2 separate regions of the Homo sapiens genome follow, and region 2 is linked to region 1. A link is an interaction called in ENCODE POLR2A ChIA-PET data of the cell type or tissue named here. Cell type or tissue: B cell. All regions are shown on one strand. Each heading gives the region's core, and the rest is flanking DNA. Links, peaks and the distances in the headings are about the cores only.

Evidence for each region. Peaks named below come from ENCODE experiments on the same cell type or tissue, not always from the same donor. Only the 100,000 strongest peaks of a DNase experiment are listed, where the experiment ranks them.
Region 2: POLR2A ChIA-PET joins it to region 1 with 5 read pairs; 2 of 35 experiments call an interaction of 5 or more read pairs at or near these places.

What each region holds. Positions count from the first base shown.
Region 1 is chr9:125,313,897-125,329,852 of GRCh38, forward strand. It overlaps GAPVD1 (GTPase activating protein and VPS9 domains 1), which reads left to right. Exons shown (of 28, transcript NM_001282680.3): 10 at 7,537-7,666; 11 at 9,902-10,027; 12 at 12,520-12,693. Among named protein-coding and RNA genes, the nearest start is that of GAPVD1, 60 kb to the left of the region's middle. In B cell, for the core only: no CTCF peak of the experiment used is centred there; no DNase peak of the experiment used is centred there.
Region 2 is chr9:126,511,941-126,520,136 of GRCh38, forward strand. LOC105376276 (a long non-coding RNA gene) reads left to right here and starts at 4,521. Exons shown (of 2, transcript XR_930358.4): 1 at 4,521-4,741; 2 at 6,415-8,196. RefSeq lists a silencer at 2,426-2,485 and enhancers at 5,161-5,250, 7,731-8,196. In B cell, for the core only: a CTCF peak has its summit at 2,440 (motif pointing right); a DNase peak (open chromatin) is centred at 2,421; H3K4me3 peaks cover 733 bases; H3K27me3 peaks cover 1,863 bases.

The sequences.
Region 1 (15,956 bases), core at 7,641-10,140:
AGCCAATGAATTTAATGCTTAATTCTTTGTTATCTTCAGTGGTCCCACCATGACACACCATCACATGCTAAGCTCCCTGTGAACAGTTGTGAGGCCCTTCACATTAATACATCTGTGGCACTGAGGTTGGTGAATAGGTCCAAGCATAAGGAATTTTCCAGGCAGTAGCAGAAGAGAGATGAAGCCAGGAGATTGTGGTATGGAAATTAAAGAGACTTTTCCAGTGACTTGTAGGAAATGTTTTGTGTTCATTTTCTTTCTAGTGGTATACTAGTAGTATTCCTGCATTATAGAGCCAAAAATATGTTGAGATGTATTTTGAGATACATGTTGTATTCTTTGGCTGGTCAGGAAAAAATGGAAGAAATAATGGAAAACTAAGAAAATAAATTTTTTTAAGAAATGGAGTTTGAGGCTTGGGAATCATTTTTAATATATTTGTAACAAAAAGCTTGGCTTAAAGGTGAATGAAAAGAAGGTCAGGCCTGGTGGCTCACACCTATAATCCCAGCACTTTGGGAGGCCGAGGTGGGTGGATCCCCCGAGGTCAGGAGTTCGAGACCAGCCTGACCAACATAGTAAAACCCCATCTTTACTAAAAATAAAAATTAGCTGGGTGTGGTGGCGCATGCCTGTAATCCCAGCTACTTGGGAGGCTGAGACAGGAGAATCGCTTGAACCCGGGACGTGGAGGTTGCAGTGAGCTGAGATCGCCCCATTGCACTCCAGCCTGGGCAACAAGAGTGAAACTCTGTCTCAAAACAAAACAAAACAAAACAAAAAACAGAAAAAAGAAACAAAAAGACAAGAAGAAGAAATCTTGACTCCCTAAAGATAGGAGTCTCTTCTCATAGAATTGTGAAATTGTGACCTCCTGAAAAAGTAGCAGCTTCTTTTTTTTTTTTTTTTGAGACGGAGTCTCACTCTGTCACCCAGGCTGGAGTGCAGTGGTGCGATCTCGGCTCACTGCGAGGTCCACCTCCCGGGTTCACGCCATTCTCCTGTCTCAGCCTCCCTAGCAGCTGGGACTACAGGCGCCCGCCACCACGCCCGGCTATTTTTTTGTATTTTTAGTAGAGACAGGGTTTCACCATGTTAGCCAGGATAGTCTCGATCTCCTGACCTCGTGATCCGCCCACCTCGGCCTCCCAAAGTGCTGGGATTACAGGTGTGAGCCATCGTGCCCTGCCAGTAGCAGCTTCTTATATTCAACAGTGATTGCTTGTTATTCAAGAAAATGGGCTAGAAAGAAGAGGCCAGTTTTAGTGATTGATAAAGTGATGGTGGTTGGTAAAGCTGTGTTTGGGACTATGACATGATACCCCATAGGGAAGAAGACCAACAATCTTCGAAACTCCATCCTCCACACACACACACAAATAAGCTGGCAAAAACTGTCAGAATCAACTTATTTGGAACTCTGGAATCTAATAAAAAACTTTTAACAACAAAGGAATGCTTAATGAAGAAAAAGACTGCTGAATTTTGTTAAGAGAGCTCTGTGATCCTACCCTGTTACCATCTTCAACCCCCAGCCCAGTGGCTGCTTTGAAGACAGCTTATATTACTGTGCAGTGTGCTGGTACTTGAGGGAGGAATGTGGACCTTATTCTGAAAGCAGCATGGTTGTGTATTTTGATCTGTCTGGTAGGTCCTGAAAGATCGTCTCAAAGGCTTGGCTTTGTTTTGCCTGCCTCTGATCTTTCCCAGGGCCGAGGCAGCTACACAGGTGGCATTTGTCAAAAGTATTGAAAAGCAGATATATTAGTTGCTTCTGCTTGCATTAAGGGATAACAGTCAGGGCAATCCGCATACAGATCCAAATGCTTATGAAGGAAGAGGCTTGGGAAGGAGACACCAGGGGGCACAAAGGCTTTGAAAAGCTCCCACGTGTTCTGGGGAATCTACCAGGTTGTACACATACCCAGGGCTGGTCATGTGCTCAGGAAAGACCCTAGAAGATCCAAGCTCTCACTGCTGGGTAACCTTCAGGCTGAACCCAAGTAGGAAGTGAAGGCTAAGGTACAGTTGCAAACTGCCTGGCTAAGTGTTGAAGTTCCCCAAAACAGAGCCAATCTTCAAAGACTTGGAAATGTTTTGTTTTGTTATTCCAGGTGTTAAATCTGCCAAATCACGTGCTCACCACTAAGCTAACAGAACAGAAACTTCAGAGGCCACACATGACAGAAAATTTAGAGAGATCATTAAATAGTCACTACAACAAGCAGCAACAACCAACTAGGGGTTAAGGGTATATAATCTGATTTCCAGAATTGCCACTTTGTAACATTTATTTGTTTATTTTTTATTTTAATTTTTTTATTATACTATAAGTTCTGGGATACATGTGCAGAACGTGCAGGTTTGTTACATAGGTATACATGTGCCATAGATCTACATTAGATATTTCTCCTAATGATATCCCTCCCCTAACCCCCTACCCCTGCGACAGGCCCCAGTGTATGATGTTCCCCTCCCTGTGTCCATGTATTCTCATTGTTCAACTCCCACTTATGAGGGAGAACATGCGGTGTTTGGTTTTCTGTTCCTGCATTAGTTTGCTGAGAATGATGGTTTCCAGCTTCATCTGTATCCCTGCAAAGGACATGAACTAATCCTTTTTTATTGCTGCAAACCACTATGGCACATGTATCCCTGCAAAGGACATGAACTAATCCTTTTTTATGGCTGCATAGTATTCCATGGTGTATATGTGCCACGTTTTCATTATCCAGTCTATTGTTGATGGGCATTTGGGTTGGTTCCAAGTCTTTGCTATTGTGAATAGTGCTTCAATAAACGTATGTGTGCATGTGTCTTTATAGTAGAATGATTTATAATCCTTTGGGTATATACACCCAGTAATGGGATTGCTGGGTCAGATGGTATTTCTGGTTCTAGATCCTTGAGGAATTGCCACACTGTCTTCCATAACAGTTGAACTAATTTACACTCCCACCAACAGTGTGAAAGTGTTCCTGTTTCTCCACATTCTCTCCAGCATCTGTTGTTTCCTGACTTTTTAATGATCACTTTATAATATTTAAAATGTCTGCTTTTCAGCAAAACTTATGAGGCATATAAAGAAACAAAAATATGGCCCTTTCACAGGAAAAAAGTTAATAGAAAATGTCCTTGATGGGCCAGGCGCAGTGGTTCATGGCCGTAATCCCAGCACTTTGGGAGGCGAAGGTGGGCTGTTCATGAGGTCAGGAGTTCGAGACCAGCCTGACCAACATGGTGAAACCCCGTCTCGACTAAAAATACAAAAATTAGCCAGGCGTGGTGGTGTGCACCTGTAATATCAGCTACTCAGGAGGCTGAGGCAGGAGAATCGCTTGAACCTGGGAGGCGGAGGTTGCAGTGAGCCAAGATTGCGCCATTGCACTCTAGCCTGGGCAATACAGCGAGACTCTGTCTCAAAAAAAAAAAAAGAAAACGTCCTTGATGGCCGGGCGGTGGCTCACGCCTGTAATCCCAGCACTCTGGGAGGCTGAGGTGGGTGGATCACCTGAAGTTGGGAGTTTGAGACCAGCCTGAGCAACATGGAGAAACCCTGTCTCTACTAAAAATACAAAATTAGCCAGGCCTGGTGGCACATGCCTGTAATCCCAGTTACTCGGGAGGCTGAGGTAGGAGAATCGCTTGAACTTGGGATGTAGAGGTTATGGTGAGCTGAGATTGTGCTGTTGTACTCCAGCCAGGGCAACAAGAGCGAAACTCTGTCTCAAAAAAAAAAAAAAAAAGAAAAGAAAGAAAAGAAAGAAAATGGCCTTGATGAAGCACAGACATTGGACTTACTCAAGACTTTAAATCAATTTTTTTTTTAATATACTTAAAGAGCTATGGAAACCACGGACAAAGAACTAAAGAAAACCAAGAGAACAAGGTCTCACCAAATAGAAGATATCAATAAAGGGGTAGAAATTACAGAAGGAACCATATAGAAATTCTGGAGTTGAAAAGTATAATAACTGGAATGAAAAATACACTAGAGGGGTTCAACAGCAGATTTGTACAGGCAGAAAAATCAGTGAACTTGAAGATGGATCAATTGAGATTATCTAGTCTCAGGAGCAGAAAGATTACAAAAGACAAAGACATTATATGTTGATAAATAGTCATTAAGAAGATACACCCAGCACTTTGGGAGGCCGCTCTCACTGCAGCCTCCGCCTCCCCTGTTCAAGTGATTCTCCTGCCTCAGCTTCCCTAGTAGCTGGGACCACAGGCATATGCCACTATGCCCAGCTAATTTTTGTATTTTTAGTAGAGACAGGGTTTCACTTTATGTTGGCCAGGTTGCTCTCAAACTCCTGACCTCAGGTGATCTGCCCACCTCAGCCTCCCAAAGTGTTGGGATTAGAGGCGTGAGCCACTGTGGCCAGCTAAAGTTTTTTTAGCACTCAGATTCTGTGGTTTTAGTTTAATCCAGAGTTTGCAGATGCTCTGATTTAGAAGCATGAAATTAGATTTTCGTATTTTATACTCCAGTGTGTATTTTGTATTTTATACTCCAGTGTGACTGACTTTGTACAGTGGCTTTCTGTATGGCGTCTCAAAATTGCTTGCCTTTGGATATGATTTGGAAAAAATATCTTCATTGTGTTATATAATCCCTTTTCTGTTAATTCACGTGAATCTCCAGACCTTGAAATGATTTTTCTCCTGATGTTTTAGTTTCACATCACTCACTATGGTGAATAGTTTAAGTTATCTAATTTAAAATATTTATGTTGGCCAGTTATGGTGGCTCATGCCTGTAATCCCAGTATTTTGGGAGGCTGAGGTGAGAGGATTGCTTGAAACCAGAAGTTCAAGACCAGCCTGGGCAACATAGTAAGACCTTGTCTCTACAAAAATAAAAAAATTTCCAGGGATGGTGGCTCACACCTGTAATCCCAGCGCTTTGGGAGGCTGAGGCAGAAGGATCCTTGGGTCCAGGACTTCAAGACCAGCCTGGGCAACTTGGCGAGACCCTGTCTTAATAATAAATAGGCCAGGCGCAGTGGCTCACACCTGTAATCCCAGAACTTTGGGAGGCCGAAGCAGGCAGATCACTTGAGGTCAGGAGTTTGAGACCAGCCTGGCCAACATGGTGAAACCCCATCTTTACTAAAAATACAAAAATTAGCCGGGTGTGGTGGCACATGCCTGTAATCCCAGCTACTTGGGAGGCTGAGACAGGAGAATCGCTTGAAACTGGGAGGTGGAGGTGGCAGTGAGTCAAGATCATGCCATTGCACTCCAGCCTAGGTGAAAGATTGAGACTCTGTCTCAAAAATATAATAATAATAATAATAATACGAAGAACTAAAATGAAAAAAATTAGCTGGGCTTGGTGGTGTGTACCTGTAGTCCCAGCTACTCAGGAGGCTAAAACAGGAGGATTGCCTGTGCCTAGGGGTTCAAGGCTGTGGTGAGCCATCATTGCACCACTGCACTCCAGCCTGGGCGACAGAATGAGTTCCATCTTAAAAAAATTTTTTTTAATAAAAATTTTATGTGTATTTAATTTTTTTTTTTGAGATGGAATCTCCCTCTGTCACCCAGGCTGGAGTGCAGTGGTGCAATCACAGCTCACTGCAACCTCCACTTCCCAGGTTCAAGTGATTCTCCAGCCTCCTGAGCAGCTGGGATTACAGGTGTGTGCCACGACGCCTGGCCTATGTCTATTAATTTCAAGCAAATAGGGAAAAAAAAACTTTTTTTTTTTTTTTTTTGAGATGCAGTCTTGCTCTGTCACCCAGGCTGGAGTGCAGTGGTGCAATCTCAGCTCATTGCAACCTCCACCTCCCGGGTTCAAGCGATTCTCCTGTCTCAGCCTCCCAAGTAGCTGGAATTACAGGCGTACACCACCACACCTGGTTGATTTTGTATTTTTAGTAGAGATGGGATTTTGCCACGTTGCCCAGGTTGAACTCCTGACCTCAGGTGATCCACCGGCCTTGACCTCCCAGAGTGCTGGGGTTACAGGCATGAGCCGCCACCGCTCCCAGCCAAAAAACCTGTATTTAAAGGCATCATGTGTAAATGTATAAAACCATTTCAAAACCTTTAATTTACTCAGAGCCAAAACAGCAACCAAGAATTTTTTTTTTCTTTCTGTTTAAAAATCATTTATCTTTTAGCTGACAAAATTGTATCTATTTATGGTATACATGTTTTGATATACATTGTGGAATGGCTGAATCAAGCTAAATAACCTGTATCGCCTCACATATTTTTCATTTTTTGTGGTAAGTTTTTTTCTTTGTAAGTGAGGGTACTATTCTTCCTTCATATTTCAGCAACAGCCAAGGGAGCCAAGGCCTCTGAGTTCAAGTCCAAGGTGTACCTAAAACATGCTATGTGACTTTCAACAAAGCACTTAATTCTTCATTAAGGTGGAGATATACACACAAAGCTGAGTTGTGAGGCTTGTAGGGAGTAGTGAGATGTAGTTATGTTATTTGGAAGTCATCTGGCAAATGGAAAGCATATAAAAAGGCCATCAGTCTAAGCTGGAGATGTCTGTGAAGTCATACTTTAGTTTCTGGTGTGGACTTTTGTGGCCCTGTATGTATGTTGTGATCAAGTGGACGTTCAGACTAGATGGATTAAATCTTGATGCCTACAAAATAACATGATTACACGTTTTCTTCTAGTTGAATTTATTTACTTTTATTTACTTTAAATTTTATTTAAATTTTGCAAATTTAGTATGTTTAAAAATTTTATTTATTGATTTTTTATTTTTATTTTTTTGAGATGGAGTCTCACTGTATCGCCCAGGCTAGAGTGCAGTGGCGCGATCTCGGCTCACTGCAAGCTCCGCCTCCCAGGTTCACGCCATTCTTCTGCCTCAGCCTCCCGAGTAGCTGGGACTACAGGCACCCACCACCAAGCCCGGCTAATTTTTTTTGTAGTTTAGTAGAGATGGGGTTTCACCATGTTAGCCAGCATGGTCTCGATCTCCTGACCTCGTGATCTGCCTGCCCTGGCCTCCCAAAGTGCTGAGATTACAGGCGTGATCCTCTGCGCCCAGCCTTGTTGATTTACTTTCTTTAAATTTTGCAAATTTAATACGTGACATGACAACTGTTTTATGTGCATCTTTTTACTTAATTCTCAACAATTACATGGCATACATACTGTTACTGTCACCATTTTATAGATGAAGAAACTGAGGCTTAGAGAATTTCAATAACTTGCCTATCCAAGGTTACATAGTTGACACATGACAGAATTAGAAGGACCAGCGTGCTGACACCAAAGACTTCTGATTTGTATAATTCTCACCACTACTCATCTGGTAGTCTGGTTGCCTGTTCTATCTGTAACACTCGTAGGGTAATGGAAAGGCATGGCTTCAGCTGCTTTAATTTATATACTTTTATTCCACAGGTATTTAAAAGCTTGACAGACCTTCTAAATAGGTTTGTAGTTAAAAATTGATAATTTAAGATTAAGGAGTTAAATATGCATTTGCTGTGGTTTGTTTCCTTATCAGTAATCTTTCCATTGATAAACCAAAATTGACATTTTATTTTTTAGGTCCTAAACATGCAGCTTTCGGATGGAGGACAAGGAGATGTCCCTGTTGATGAAAACAAACTCCATGGTAAACCTGATAAAACCTTGCGCTTTTCCCTCTGCAGTGATAATCTGGAAGGAATATCTGAAGGTGAAGGGTTACTTCATTCAAGGAGTTGTGTGGTTCAATTAATAGTTTGTTTTGTGTTTTTTAAAGGAGCTTATAAATTATAATTATACCATCTGTGCTTCTCACTGAGGAGACTAATGAAGATTTCCTCTAATGAGCCTGAACAGTTGGCTGTAAAGATTGTTTCCTGAATAAAATTAAAATTGCAAGATGCCTTTGGTCATATAAAATGGAGAAGATATGTCTTTATTCAGACTTAAATAGAATAACAGCAAGTTCTGTTTCTGCAGTATTAATATATACCAAAGCTTATAGAGCTCCTTTAGAAGGATATCATGCATGTCGAAACGGGAAAAAATGGACTTACTAGTATTTCAATATGTTGCACATACTCTTAAATGTTCTGTATTCCTTTACTCACACTCACACATACCTTTATGAAGCAGAAGACAATGGAAATAGGTATTAAAAAGAAAATTCAAAGCCAAGATTGTGAAATGAGAATATGTCATTTTGCCTACTAGTACCAATTTTTTTTTTTTGAGACAGAGTCTCGTTCGTTGCCCAGGCTGGAGTGCAGTGTCGCAATCTCGGCTCACTGCAAGCTCCGCCTCCCGGGTTCACGCCATTCTCCTGCCTCAGCCTCCTGCATAGTTGGGACTACAGGCACCCGCCACCACGCCTGGCTAATTTTTTGTATTTTTAGTAGAGACGGGGTTTCACCGTGTTAGCCAGGATGGTCTCGATCTCCTGACCTCGTGATCCGCCCACCTCAGCCTCCCAAAGTGCTGGGATTACAGGCGTGAGCCACCGCGCCTGGCCCCGGGTTTTTTTTTATTTAAAGACAATAGTTCAAATTTACTGACATTTAAAAAGAAACCTAAAATATAATAACTTCATATTTTAATCTGACTTTTCCAAAAAAATGACATGTAATGTATGTTCATTCTACAAAACAGAGAAATAGAATCACCTATAATCTCAAAATTTTGTTGATAGCAGTTGACGTTTTAGATTATTCACAGCAAAATTAGGTTTATCCTGTTTTGTAACCTTTTGTAATTTAATAATATGGCATTAACATTTCCCTTTGTAATTTAACATTCTTAAATAACATGGTTTTTATGGCTGTTTTCCTTAACCTCACATGGCATATCATAATTTTTTTCAACTTTCTTCTGTGATTAAATCTATAGATTTCTTCCACTTTTTGGACATAATAACTTCTGGGCTGGGCGAAGTGGCTCATGCCTCTAATCCCAGCACTTTGGGATGCCGAGGTGGGTGGATTCACTGAGCTCAGGAGTTTGAGACCAGCCTGGGCAACACGGTGAAACCCCATCTCTACTAAAATACAACAAATTAGCTGGGTGTGGCAGCGTGTGCCTGTAGTCCCAGCTACTCGGGAGACTGAGGCAGGAGAATTGCTTGAACCAGGGAGGCGGAGGTTGCAGTGAGCCAAGATGGTGCCACTGCATTCCAGCTTGGACGATAGAGCGAGACTCTCTCTAAAAAAAAAAAAAAAAAAGAAGAAAAAGCTCTATAACAAGCAACTTTAGATTAATTATTATTATTATTTTTTGAGATGGAGTCTCACTTTTGTTGCCCAGGCTGGAGTGCAATGATGCGATCTCAGCTCACTGCAACCTTTGCCTCCCGGGTTCAAGCAATTCCCCTGCCTCAGCCTCCTAAGTAGCTGAGATTACAGGCATGTGCCATCAGGCCGGCTAATTTTTATATTTTTTGTTTTGTTTTGTTGTGTTGTGTTTTGTTTTGTTTTTTGAGATGGAGTCTCGCTCTGTCGCCCAGGCTGGAGTGCAGTGGCGCGATCTCGGCCCACTGCAAGCTCTGCCTCCCGGGTTCACGCCATTCTCCTGCCTCAGCCTCCTGAGTAGCTGGTACTACAGGTGCCCGCCACCACGCCTGGCTAAATTTTTATATTTTTAGTAGAGGCTGGGTTTCACCATGTTAGCCAGGATGGTCTCGATCTCCTGACCTCATGATCCACCCACCTCAGCCTCCCAAAGTACTGGGATTACAGGCATGAGGCATTGCACCCAGCAGATTAATTTGTTATTAGCACCTTAGGATAAATTCCTAGAAGCAGAATTTCTCAAAGGGCATGTGTTTTTTTAAGGTATAAAAAGTATTAAAAACACTTTAATCAGTTGTTAGTCTTTTATCAAGGCATGAAAAATTGTGTGGTGGCTCATGACTGTTTTAAAAAGATTGCTCACACTATAAACATTTCTCTAGGTCCTTCAAATCGCTCCAATTCAGTGTCCTCCCTAGACCTAGAAGGAGAGTCTGTGTCAGAACTTGGAGCAGGACCTTCTGGCAGTAATGGAGTTGAAGCTCTACAGCTGTTAGAACATGAGCAAGGTAAAGTGAAGTTGAACACAGTTGCCTAAGTAGCAAAGAATTTACCTGATTGCAAGATGAGCAGTGTGTTTTCATTAAGTTGGCTTGGTTCAGTAAGAGATTAAATCACCATTAAACTTAACATTTATTCATCATTCCTTCAGTTCTTCAAAATCTATTTAGTTGGTAAGTGGATTGTTTAGGCTTAATAAATTAATATAAATTACTTGAAATTCAGTAATATTTGATATTTTAATTATGTAATATTTTAGGGATACAATGTAAATACTCAAGGCTCAAGGAACTTAGAATAGGGAAAGAATAGTACACAATTGATTTAAAGTATCATGAAAGTATTTGGCAGTTCTGAGTGAGAGATACATATGGTTGAAAGTATAGGGAAAGCTGCTGGGCCCGGTGGCTCACACCTGTAATCCCAGCACTTTGGGTGGCTGAGGCGGGTGGATCACCTGAGGTCGGGAGTTCAAGACCAGCCTGACCAACATGGAGAAAGCCCGTCTCTACTGAAAATACAAAATTAGCCAGGGTGGTGGCACATGCCTGTAATCCCAGCTACTCGGGAGGCTGAGGCAGGAGAATCGCTTGAACCCAGGAGGCGGAGGTTGCGGTGAGCCAAGATCGTGGCATTGCACAACAGGCTGGGCAAAAAGAGTAAAACTCCGTCTCAAAAAAAAGAAAGTATAGGGAAAGTTTATTGGAAGAAAATATTAGCCTTGAGGGCTGGCTGGCATTGCCTTGGCAGAAGTTGGAGATAGGTCATTCTAGGTGAAGGACAAGCATAAGCAAGTCAAAGAGGTGGGAAGCCATAGTACTTTTTCAGGTATCAGTTAGGGAAATGGAGTGAGGTAAGGATTAAAAAGTAGGTGGATCCCTGTTGTGGAAAGAAGGATATCAGTATTTTAGTAGTAAGCTGGAAGCCACTGAAGGCTTTTGGTTCAGTGAAGATGAGGAAGTGAGGTGCCTTAGGAAGATTAAGTTGAAAGAGTTTTTTGGATTTGTTCATTTAAGATGATGCCCTTGGCCAGGTACAGTGGCTCGTGCCTGTAATCCCAGCACTTTGGGAGGCTGAGGCAGGTAGATCATTTGAGGTCAGGAATTTGAGACCAGTCTGGCCAACATAGTGAAACCCCATCTCTACTAAAAATACAAAAATTAGCCAGGTGAGGTGGTGAGCACCTGTAATCCCAGCTACTCAGAAGGCTGAGGCACGAGAATCGCTTGAACCTGGGAGGCAGGGGTTGCAGTGAGCTGAGATCGCACCACTGCACTCTAGCCTGGGCGACAGAGTGAGACTCTGATTGAAAAAAAAAAAGATGGGCCGGGTGCGGTGGCTCATACCTGTAATCCCTAGCACTTTGGGAGGCCAAGACAGGCGGATCATGAGGTCAGGAGATCAAGACCATCCTGGCTGACACGGTGAAACCCTGTCTCTACTAAAAATACAAAAAATTAGCTGGGCATGGTGGCAGGCGCTTGTAGTCCCAGCTACTCGGGAGGCTGAGGCAGGAGAATGGCCTGAACCCGGGAGGCAGAGCTTAGTGAGCAGAGATCACACCACTGCACTCCAGCCTGGGCGACAGAGCGAGACTCCATCTCAAAAAAAAAAAAAAAAAAAAGATGATGCCCTCAACTAGGTTTGACACAGTGATTTTAGCATGCATAAGAATTACCTGGTTAGCTTTTTAAAAATTCCATTTCCCAAGTCTTACTTCTAAAAAAGAAGTCAGTTTTTAGAAAGAAAAAGAGTATTGTCATTGGAGTGTGTGTGGCTTGAAAAAAGTAATGCTGTATTTTACTGGATTTGTTTATCAGTGTATTAATTAGGATTAAGTTTGTTGCAAGCAGCAGAGAAAACTCAAGTAATAAAGTAGTACCTCCTTATCCATGGTTTCACCTTCCATGGCTTCAGTTACCCATGGGCAAACTTGGTGCAAAAATATTAAATGGAAAATTTCAGAAATAATTCATAAGCTTTAAATTCTGTGCCATTCTGAATAATGTGATGAAATCTCACACAGTCTCACTCTATCACATCCAGGACATGAATCATTCCTTAGTTCAGTGTATCCACATATACACTACCTGCCTATTAGTCACTGCTTATCAGATGAAAACAGCATGGAATATATAGGATTTGGTACGATCCGAAGCTTCAGTTATCCACTGGAGGCCATTGCATAAGTGGAGGAGGAACTTTCATATGAGCTTATGAAAGAAGTTGAACAAATGTCACCTCTTTAGCAAACTTCCTGGGAGATTCTGAGATAGGTGGTTGGCATATGCAAAATGCTAGATTAAGAAGTGAATTGATAGGCCAGGCACAGTGGCTCACGCCTGTAATCCCAGCACTTTGGGAGGCCGAGGCGGGCGGATCACCTGAGATTGGGAGTTCGAGACCAGCCTGACCAACATGGAGATAAAATTCTTTAAAGTTGATTAAAAAGTCATAGCTGTGCTACTATTTTAAAAGTGCTTAATTTTGTTTTTGATAGCTACAACACAGGATAACCTTGATGATAAGCTAAGGAAGTTTGAAATTCGTGACATGATGGGATTAACAGATGATAGGGACATATCAGAAACAGTGAGTGAGACCTGGAGTACAGACGTCTTGGGAAGTGACTTTGACCCTAATATTGATGAAGATCGCTTGCAAGAAATTGCAGGTAACTGCCATTTAATGTCTCTGAAATATCACGGTTTAGTTATTCAAATCCACCAACCTTTCATGGGAGGGAGCACCAGTGCCCTGACAAACATTGTGTGTGTTAGCACCATCTGGGAAACTGTTATAACTGTATGGAACAAGGCATTTGGGTACTTTTTTCTTTACTTAAATATAACTAGTGTTTTTCCTTTCTACATTTAATCCCACCCCTTACCCATCCTCCTCCCAGCTGCCCAAAAAAAAAAAAGAAAGAAAGAAAAACCAGTGTTTTGAATTAGCTTCTGGTCAAGTGTTGTTTGCAGGGCATAGTATAAGTTCTTAGTCTGTCTCTAATTAGTATATTCTCTGTTTGAAGCCAAACACCTAACCTTAAGATGAAAATTCTTATAGATTATAGCCATAAAATCTTTCACAACAATATGATACTGCTGTTCTCTAAAAAAATGAATTCACTTCTGGAAGAGTTAATTCAGTTCCTAAGGGTAACCAGGTTTTTCTTTTTCTTCTTCTTACATTTTTATTTATTTTCAAATAGAGACAGGATTTCGCTTTGTTGCTCAGGCTGGTCTTGAACTAATGAGCTCAAGTGATCCTCCTGCCTTCTTTTTTTTTAATGTGAAGTTTATTCAGGTGCTATGTATATACACTAAAATTCGCTCCTTTTTGGATACTGTTTTATGAGTTCTGAAAGATATATAGTCTTGTAACCCTCATCTTCATTTTGTTTTTAAATCATGGAAAATTTATTGATATGTTTATTTTTCTTCAACTTTTATTTTAGGTTCAGGGGGTACATGTGCAGATTTGTTACATGGGAAATTGTTAGAGCAAATTGTATGTTGCTGGGGTTTGGTGTACAGATGATTTTGCCACCCAGGTAGTGAGCATAGTAACCAATAGGTTTTTTTTTGTTTTTGTTTTTTTAATTTAAGATAGAGTCTTACTCTGTCGCCCAGGCTGGAGTTGCAGTGGTGCGATCTCAGCTCACTGCAACCTCTGCCTCCCTGGTTTAAGTGATTCTCCTGCCTCAGCCTCCCGAGTAGCTGGGACTGCAGGTGCCCACCACCACACCCAGATAATTTTTGTATTTTTAGTAGAGACGGGGTTTCACCATATTGGCCAGGCTGGTCTCGAACTCCTGACCTCAAGTGATCCATCCGCCTCGGCCTCCCAAAGTGCTGGGATTACAGTCATGAGCCATTGCTCCCGGCCTAAATCATGGAACATTTTAAACAAATACAAGAGATGGTGGTATCATGAACCCAGTGTACCCATCACTCAGTTTCAGGAGTTAGACCCACATGGCCAGCTTTCTTTCATCTGTTCTCCTATCCACTACCCTCTTCTCTCCCCTCATTATGTTTAGGCAAGTTCCAGACATTATTTTATTTCTAATTATTTTATGATATAGCTTTAAAAGGTAACTTTTATTAGTAACTTTTTTTCTAATTTTTTTTCATGCCCTGAAGTAGAATTATTCTTTTATTAGGTTTAATCCAAAGTAGTGAAGCCTTTTGAACTTCAGTGTTTTTAACACAGACGTATAATAATGTTTAATACTTTCGATTTGTATTTTTAAGTAGTGCAAATAGATTTCTTTTTTTTTTTTTTTTTAAATTTATTTTTTTATTGATAATTCTTGGGTGTTTCTCACAGAGGGGGATTTGGCAGGGTCATGGGACAATAGTGGAGGGAAGGTCAGCAGATAAACAAGTGAACAAAGGTCTCTGGTTTTCCTAGGCAGAGGACCCTGCGGCCTTCCGCAGTGTTTGTGTCCCTGATTACTTGAGATTAGGGAGTGGTGATGACTCTTAAGGAGCATGCTGCCTTCAAGCATCTGTTTAACAAAGCACATCTTGCACTGCCCTTAATCCATTTAACCCTGAGTGGACACAGCACATGTTTCAGAGAGCACAGGGTTGGGGGTAAGGTCACAGATCAACAGGATCCCAAGGCAGAAGAATTTTTCTTAGTGCAGAACAAAATGAAAAGTCTCCCATGTCTACTTCTTTCTACACAGACAGGGCAACCATCCGATTTCTCAATCTTTTCCCCACCTTTCCCGCCTTTCTATTCCACAAAGCCGCCATTGTCATCCTGGCCCGTTCTCAATGAGCTGTTGGGCACACCTCCCAGACGGGGTGGTGGCCGGGCAGAGGGGCTCCTCACTTCCCAGTAGGGGCGGCCGGGCAGAGGCGCCCCTCACCTCCCGGACGAGGCGGCTGGCCGGGCAGGGGGCTGACCCCCCCCCCACCTCCCTCCCGGACGGGGCGGCTGGCCGGGCAGGGGGGCTCACCTCGGGAGGCCGAGGCTGGCGGATCACTCGCGGTTAGGGGCTGGAGACCGCCCGGCCAACACAGTGAAACCCCGTCTCCACCAAAACCAGTCAGGCGTGGCGGCGCGTGCCTGCAGTCGCAGGCACTCGGCAGGCTGAGGCAGGAGAATCAGGCAGGGAGGTTGCAGTGAGCCAAGATGGCAGCAGTACAGTCCAGCTTCGGCTCCGCATGAGAGGGAGACCGTGGGGAGAGGGAGAGGGAGAGGGAGAGGTGTAAATAGATTTCTTAATTGGTTTTACATTACTTTGTTCCAGATGCCAAAGTGGTATTGTTCTTGGCAGTTAGCTGTATTTGCGCAATAAGCTGTATTTGCAGTTGAGTGAGTGCTATGAAGATGTGTATTTTCCTGTGAATGTATCTTATTGCCCTGAATAGTGACTAATATGCTGGAAGAAAAAATATTTGGCCAGCATAACATTCTGTGGTTAAACTCTCAGTGTTTTTAATCTTTGTAGGGCTATAAATTTTAGAACGATATTAAGGACCCCTGTAAAATTTGCTGAGAAATCAAAGCTAAAGCTGTTGAAATTACTTGACTTAATGATGTGTGTTTTCTCTATGGAGAGTCAAAGGTGAACTGGAGGAAACTGGTGAAAAGGGTATTGTGCCATTGTGACCAAAGTAGGAACTTGTGTTTTTAGTGGTGTGCTTGATTGAAGTTATTCTTACTTTGGCCTCTTTCTTGTAGGTAGAGAGGAATTTGGTGGTTTTTTTTTTTTTTTTGAGACAAAGTCCCAAAATGACACGGCCATTTTTATTTTTGAGACAGGGTCTCACTCACATTGACCAGGTTGGAGGGCAATGGCATGACCTCGGCTCACTGCAGTCTCTGCACCCCCTGCAACCTCTGCCTCCCGGGTTCTTGTGCCTCAGCTTCCCAAGTAGCTGAGACTACCGGTGCACGCCACCATACCTGGCTAATTTT
Region 2 (8,196 bases), core at 891-3,390, 1.2 Mb after region 1:
AGAGCCAACGTCATATCTAAAACCATCTCTGATCATACAATGAAAAAATAAGAAATGTAAAGCAAAATGATAGCTTTTTAAAACCACACATGATTGGAAAATGCACTACAATTAAATAAGAGGAAGCCATAAGGGAAATTATTAACATCTTAGAGGAAAATAATAATGAAATCACTACATATCAAAATTTGTGGGAGGCCAAGCATGGTGGTTCACATGTACTGTAATCCCAGTACTCCAGGAGGCCAAGGCAGGAGGATCAGTTGAGGCCAGGAGTTTGAGACCAGCCTGGGCAACATAGTGAGATCCTGTCTCTACAAAAAAATTCAAAAAAAAAAAAAATAGCCAGGCATGGTGGTGTGCTCCTGTAGTACCAGCTACTTGGAAGGCTGAGGCAGGAGGACTGCTTAAGCCCAGGAGTTTTAGGTTACAGTGAGCTATGATTGCACCACTGCACTCCACTCTCCTGGATGACAGAAACCCCATCTCTAAAAAATAAAAATAAAAAAATTGTGGGACACGATTGAAACGGTAGACAATGAAATTTACAGTTTAAATTTATCCAAAAGCAAGAAAGATTGAACATAAACAAGCTACGCTTTTAACTGAAGAAGATAGGAAAAGAGCAACAAGTAAGTGCAAAGAAATAGGAAATAATGATAAAAAGAATCGATGAAATCAAGCAAACAGAAATTATGAACAAAGTCAAAATTTGGTTCTTTGAAAAGACTAAAAGAGACAAACTTCAGACAAGGAGAAAGAAGAGGCAAATAAGAATTAAAACAAAAGATAACTGCAGATATAACAGTTAACAGGAATATTATTAGTAACCATGTATTAATTACCATATATCTGGAAAAATATAAAATGTCAAAATTGGTATAAGAAAACTAAATACCCTGGCACAGTGGCTCACACCTGTAATCCCGACACTTTGGGAGGCTGAGGTGGGTGGATCACCTGAGGTTGGGAGTTCGAGACCAGCTTGACCAACATGGAGAAACCCCGTCTCTACTAAAAATACAAAATTAGCTGGGCGTGGTGGCCATGCCTGTAATCCCCGCTACTCGGGAGGCTAAGGCAGGAGAATCGCTTGAACCTGGGAGGCAGAGGTTGTGGTAAGCCAAGATCGCGACATTGCACTCCAGCCTGGGCAACAAGAGCGAAACTCCGTCTCAAAAAAAAAAAAAAAAAAAAAAAAAAACATAGTCCAATTTTCAACCTTTTCCTCTATGATCGTTCTTTCTGTGTCTCGTTTAAAAATCTTTGCCTATCCTCCCAAACCCTTTAAAAAAAATGTTTGGCTTTTTTTCCTGCCAGTACCTTCCCTGGAAGATGAGTGAGGAAGGGTTTCTGGAGGAGGCAAGGTATGCCCTGAGCTCTAGAGGGGGCTGGACTAGGATGTGTTTCCCAGGGAAGGTAAGCAAATGTCAAGGGGGGAGGTATTTCATTGTTCACTGGGCATCAGCAAACGTTTACAGAGGACAGCAGGGGTAGCCTTCTGTGTGTCATCACCACAGTCCTGAAGTTAGGGATGGCCCATTTAGCAGATAAGGAAACTGAGGCTCCAGAGAGTGCTCAGAAGCACACAGTCAGACAGGGGCACCTCAGGGCCTCCAGCCCAGGCATGTCCAACTCCAGTGCCGCTCCTGGCGCGGCCTGGATTATGCACACCTGGAAGGAGGTGTCCTGTCCTGTGGGGTTAAGGTGAGGATGGCTCATGAGGTGAGACAGGCCCAGTTCAGGGCCCAGCTTAGTCACCTCCCTTGATGTGCCCCTGGGGCTCTGGGATAACAGCAGCCAGCAGCAACCAGGGCTTTCTGGAGGAGGAATTGAGCAAACCCATTACATACTTGGCCTGGGGCAAGGCACACGGCAGGGGTGGGGGATGCAGCAGAGGGCGTTTGGCCACGGGGAAGCCCCACCAGGCCCCTCCACGGGCAGGAAGGGAGACTGAGGGTCTGAGGTCGTGTGAGCTTCCTCCCCCTACCTGTCCCCTGGCCTTGTGCAGAGACTCAGGAGCACGCTAGCAATCTGCTTCCAGGCTAAGCACCAGCCCCAGTTAGCTCAAGAGAGCTTCCCGCTGAGGAAGAGGGATGATGTCGGGCCAGGTCTCCAGCACCCCACCTCACTGACTGGGGGGCGCTCCCTAGGGTGGGTCCTGGCAGGGGCCAAGACCACCTCACCTCCCGCAGGCCCAGGAAGAGGCACTTCGCAGCGAGGCAAAGCCCCTTGGAGTTCCATTGCCCAGCGAGAGGGCCCCAGGAGGTCTCTGGCCTGCTTTCTCCCCTGGAACCCAAGGGTTCTGGCACCTCCCTTTCTAGGTTGCCCAGCAGGGTGGACCTCCAGAGCCGCCTGCACGAGGCCCCTCCCACCGTGCCGCCCGCCCGGGACCCCGCCCTGCGCTCCGCCCCCAAACACGGGTTCTCACGCGGTCCGGCCGCGCGGGGGCGCCCGGCTCCCCGGCCCTCGCTGGGCCCTGCGGGAACGCCCCGGCCGCGCACTGGGGATGCTCGGACCCCAGCACACACGAGGCGGAGCTCCGCGGACTGGAGGCAAATCAATCCCTCGGCACCGCGCTACGGACGTGTGTTTGGAAGGAGGCTAGCCCGCCGCGCAAGTCCCCGCAGCGCCCCGCCGGCCTCCCACCCCCTGCGGCGTCCGGACCTCGTGGACCTGGGGTGGCTCCCATAGACTGCGGGGCCGGGCCCAGCCGCGCTCGCTTTGGTCGGGAATGCGGGTCGACTGGAGAGGCCCGAGCAAGCCCCCCAGCTCCACCCGCCCCTAAAGGGTGGGCTTGGGCAGTCACATCAGGAGCCTCAACATTCACATCCGGAAAATGGGAAGGTCAACAGTCCCTCCTTTAAAAGGTTTCTGAGAAAGTTAAAGATGTATCACTATTGCCCAGCTTCCAGTCCTTAGGCAAGCCACCTGCGCCCCTCCCTGAACCTCAACTTCCCCCGCTGTAAAATGGGGATAAGAAAAGTCCTCCCCTCAGAGGGCCATTGTATAATACGATGAGCTTGGCCCACGCTGCTGGGCACCCCCTGAGCTCTCAGTAAATGGAGCTATTGGGGTTATGCCCGCTCAGCAGAGGCCCCACCTGCAGTCCCAAGCCTGTGCCCCAAATCCCACGGGTTGCCATTTAGGGACCCAGGCCCCCCAGTTTGGGAGCTGGTGGCTTAGAGTGGGTGCTCCCTCCAGTCCCTGGCTGGAGTGGGGGACTCGCTGTGCAGCCACAGGTGTCTGGGCAGGAGGCTTGGCGGCAGTGCCCCTCCCCTGGCTGCCCTTCAGGGCCCGCTCTGGTTGAGCCACACGGCAAAAACACTCCGCTTTTTGACACCATCCAGAAAATGAAAATGTCCCAGGCGCCTAATCCTTCCCTTCCTTTTGGCAACTTAAACTGCCCTGAAACACAGCCAACATATTGAACGCAGTGTGAGCGTCCACGCCAGAGTGTAGGCCTCCCGCAAAGCCAGCCTTGGGGACTCGTGGAGCAAAGCCTCGTTCCTCTGTCAGACTCTGCCTTACTAGGTACGGAGTGACCCTGGCCCCCACCAGCCGGCATCTCAGCCGCCTTCAAACCCGCCGACCTGAGGGGCACGCCAGCAACTCTGACTTCCTTCCCAGCCAGGGCTGTGCCGCCCCCACTCCCCCCCAGAAAAATATTTGAAATGGTCTTTGACTGAAATGAGATTAATCCTCAGTTCCCTGACAGTGTCTTTGGGCATGTGTTTTTATAACCTCCCTTTCAAATGAGAACCATTTGTCGCCGGGAAGCTGGGGAGGCCCTGCCCCAACTGCTGGGCCAGACATCACCGGCACCTGATTGAATGTCACGGACAGTGCGAGGGGTCAGGGCTGAGGTGAGGGCCGTGTACTCAGGGCCAACTGTCCTCTGCTGGTCTCTGGCTAGGTCCCCATCTCCAGCCAGTGGCGTAAACTAGAGGATATGAATTCCAACCTGGATTCCCCTTACCACCACAATATGCCCTTGAGCCGGTGGCTTTGCCTCTCTGAGCCTCACTTTTCTCATCTGTAAAATGGGGGAGATGATGGTCCCGTCACTCAGGTGATAGACACAGCCTAGTGCCTGAAGACAATCCACACTTGATGTTTGCAAGGCTTTTGAACACAACCTCAGCTCCCTCAGAACTCCTGGTGGGAGGGCAGAGTACCCCCAGGCTGGGGCCTTCCAAGGGCCGCAAACGTTCATTCTAAATGTGGTTCGAGTCTCCTACTCTTCCAGACTTGGCTCTAAATGAGAGGCCATGTCGGCAAAGAAGCCGAGTTGCTGATGCTTGCCTAGGGAGAGAGCTGTGCGTAGAGGTGCCACCATGCAGGCTAATTAACTCTGAGCCCTGGCTCGGTGGCCTCCTCTCCCGGCACAATCCCCCGCCACCCCCACCACTCCAGGTCCTGTTTGAAGTCTGCAACACCCCCCCCCCACCGCCCCCCTTCCTGCCGTCCCTGCTTGCTGAAGCAACTACAGCCCCTTAGGGCTCAGCTGGGAGGGATTTATTGGAGAATTTCAATCATGGGGTCTTGGCTCAAACTTGTTGCTTCCTCAAAAATCTCCCCAGAAGTTGGCTACATGTGAAACTGAGGCATGAAGGAAGGACTCGGATGATCTCACGGTTCGGAACTCCACCTGGGCCTGTCAGAGAATTCATAGACCCTCACTTGGAGGAAGAGAGCACAGAACAGCAAGAAAGATGCAGGTTCCTGGGACGATGTGGAGGTACCGGGCTTGGTTCACTTTTAAGGAGCTGCTTAGAAATAGTGTTTCAGCTTTGACCACCACTCCCGCCCCCAACCATGACACTTGAGTGCAGGTGTCTGATCTCTGCGGTGTAAGCCCGCTATTGGTCTTAGGGTGGGAAAGTGTGGGATGGAATCCTGGTTGAGAGTCCTGAATGGTAGAATAAGGGACCAAAGCCATGCTGATGTGCCATTTTTCTTAAACTGTGTGGCTTCCCTCCCCAAAGACATTCCCTGGGCAGCTTTCAGGCTAAGGAGCCCACGCCCTTCCACGGGAGCCCAGCCAAGAAGGGCCCGGGACAGAGGCTCCATGCATGCTTCATTTTCCTTCCCCTCTGGGCAGGGCTGACTCATTCCATTTCTCTGAACAATCTTTGCAATGATGGATAAGCTGAGGCCCCAAATGCCGTGGCTCTGGAGAGAAAAACCATCTTTCGCAGTTTCACATAAGCCTCCCACTTCTTTCTTAACAAGTGCTGAAAGCGGCACAAACAGAAATACCCCGGACTCCCATGACCAAGGAGATGACTACATCAGGCTGCAGGGCTCAGGAATAGGAACTAGCGAGCCGCGCGGCCCCAGGGCGAGGTGTCCGATTCCCTCCCAGGATGCTCAGCCAACGGCGCTTTGAAGCCGTGGCTGAGGCTGCCGCACTGGGGAGGAGTGGGACCAGGGGCCGGGCCTCCCCTGCACGATGTCCACAGATTCACCGAGATAAAGGAACCGCAGCTTCATCCAACTTGTGCTGAATCGCTCTTTTCAAAAGCCCTTTCAGATGGTTTCACTTCTCTGCCCGCTTTGTTGAAAGATGTAAAAATTTCAAACCACCACAAAGTAAACATTTCAAAACCCTCTCTTTTCAAAATCAGTCACATTTTCAAAAATCTCTTGAATTCCATCCCCCGCGCCCCACTTCGTTTGCTGTCTTTGGAGTGTTTTTCATTAATTTAGAATCAGTCCAGGTAAAGCTGGTGTTTTCGAGCCGTGTTTTAACGGGCGGGAAGTGGCTTTGTTATTTAGTAGATGTGTTAGATAAGTCGATGTCTTGTCAAAATCAAGCAGGTTTTCTTTATTAGGGTGAGAGCGTAATGAACTCATCTGCTTCTAATATTTATAAAGAGAAGAGAGGCCATTAATTCTACTGCTTGTGAATAAAACCATCTGTGATTTCTTTCCATTTGATGGGTTTTGGTTTTAATATACATTTTTCACAAATAAGCACAGAGATTTTTTGGTGAAAATGTCACATTCGGAATCTCATAAAGAAAGAATGCAAAGAGGGGAAAACTAAATGTTTTGTTAGCTAAGTCATTTCTCACCTTGCAGAGTGGGGAACACTTGAGCCAACATTAGCACATTAGGTGATAGACTCGTCGTTCCCCGCTAATGCAATCCATGACATGTGACAAGGCAAACCTCGTCCGTTTTGAAGTTTGTTTTCCTTCGGGAATTACACAGTTCGTTTAACCTAATCTGTCCTGACACTTGAATTATAATATTATGAGCTTCTTCAGGGAAGTAAAACAGTAGTTGCCTGCTTAAAAGCAAAGCAGAAGTTAATAAAGTGGGCAAAATGTCAAGGAAAAAGGGCTAATCGAATCATGGTGTCATTCTCTAGAGAAAATATAGTCAAGTTGTATTTTTTTTTTCCAGTGGAAATCTTGGACGCCTAATGACATATTTCTGTCCAGGAAGAAATTTGAACTCTGAAGCCGAACTTGATTAAACCCCAAACCGAGAGACCTTGCCCAATGGGACCACTCCAGGACTTTGACTTCTGGGTGTCAGAGCTTAATTAAAATATTCATCCAGCTGCTCTCCACTCGCCAAGGGGGCCCAGAGGAATTAAACCAATAAGCTTAATTCTATTAGTTCACCTGCCTGTGTACATAGACATGCGGAAGACCATTTACTGATTCAGAAAAAAATCATCAGACCCACCCTATAAATTCAGCGTGGGCAGCCATCACTGCAACAGCAACACGGTCCCCCCAGCAAACGTAACACTCAGCAATCTCGACTCCTGTCTCCGAACACACACAGCTATTTTTAAGACTCTTCCAAGAAAACCAAAATGCTAAACGGGTCAATGTAAGGATTGATGTGCGCGCATGTGTGTGTTATGATTTATGTGTCGTTTATAATAACATGTAACATTTACTTTGTGCCACAATGCCAAGCCTTTCTCATTCGTATCTCAAGGAAACTGTCACTTCCACTCTAAAAAGTCAACACTATCATTACCCCCACTTGACAGATGAGAAAACTGAGGCTCCGTGAGATGAAATGACTTGAAGCCCAGAATTGTCAGACCACACAGTTGGCTGAGCATTTAACCCCTAGTAATGAGGGCTCTACTGAAATCCGGATCTTTGTTTTACATTGGAATTGATGTCTTGTCTGCCATGCACACACCTAGTGTAACATTTGGAAGGTACAGAAGCTATAAAGTGAAAAATCAGCCTCACATCATCCCCACCTCAGCTGCCTGTTCCCTCCCCCGGCAGCCACCGCGGACAATTTGTCTCTCCTTCTCGAGTGGAGGCTTATACCAGCCAATGTGGCTATGTCTCTTTTTGTAAAAACAGATATGGAGCATAACAGGTACGCTGTTCTGCAGCTTGCTTTTTTCATTTAATAATATATCTTGGGAGAGTTCTCCATCTCGTTCCTTTGAAGACTACACGTCATTCCATTCAATAGAAGGAGTACATTGGCCCCTATGGGATTGTTCATATTCAACCATTTTTGACCAGCAAAAAAAAAAAAAAAAAAGGCAATTTCACATGATTCTGCCTATATACCATAATTGTTTACCGAATCTCCTATGATGGGCGTTTGGTTAGGTGGTTTCACATCTTCTGCCCTTATAAACAGTGCCGTGATGAGTATCATTTGCACACACCAGTGGGTAATATCTGTAGGATAAATTCCTAGAATTGCCACTGCCTCTGTGACCCTGGATAAGTCAAGTTCCTTACCTTAACCCCGAGTGTGAAATGGAGCGGCCGCATTAGATGATTTCTGAAGCCCCTGCCAGGCCCTATTGTTCTGCAAAACTGCACTTCTCACATTTGTAATTCTATATCATAGCTGGAGATTACTCACCACAACCTTGTGAATATAACCACAGCTCAAGCTCAGGGTGCCCCAAATCACTGTGGAAACAAATGTTTTCCACCAAACGCTAACTCACTCCCTGCTGGCCATATTTGTCAACCAGAGAATGAGACATTTCCCGGTGATCAATACAAATGAAATAGAAATCTATCCTGGGCGGCGGCGGCAAGACTTGGTTTTTAATAAGGGAACCTCCAGAGGATATTGCATTCCTATGACAACGGCCGACAGACCTTGATTTTTAGTGTCAGAAGCTGTTGAATGCAAAGGTCTGTGGCCGGGGCCTGGCCAGGCGGTGGGTGCGGGGGTTCGGGC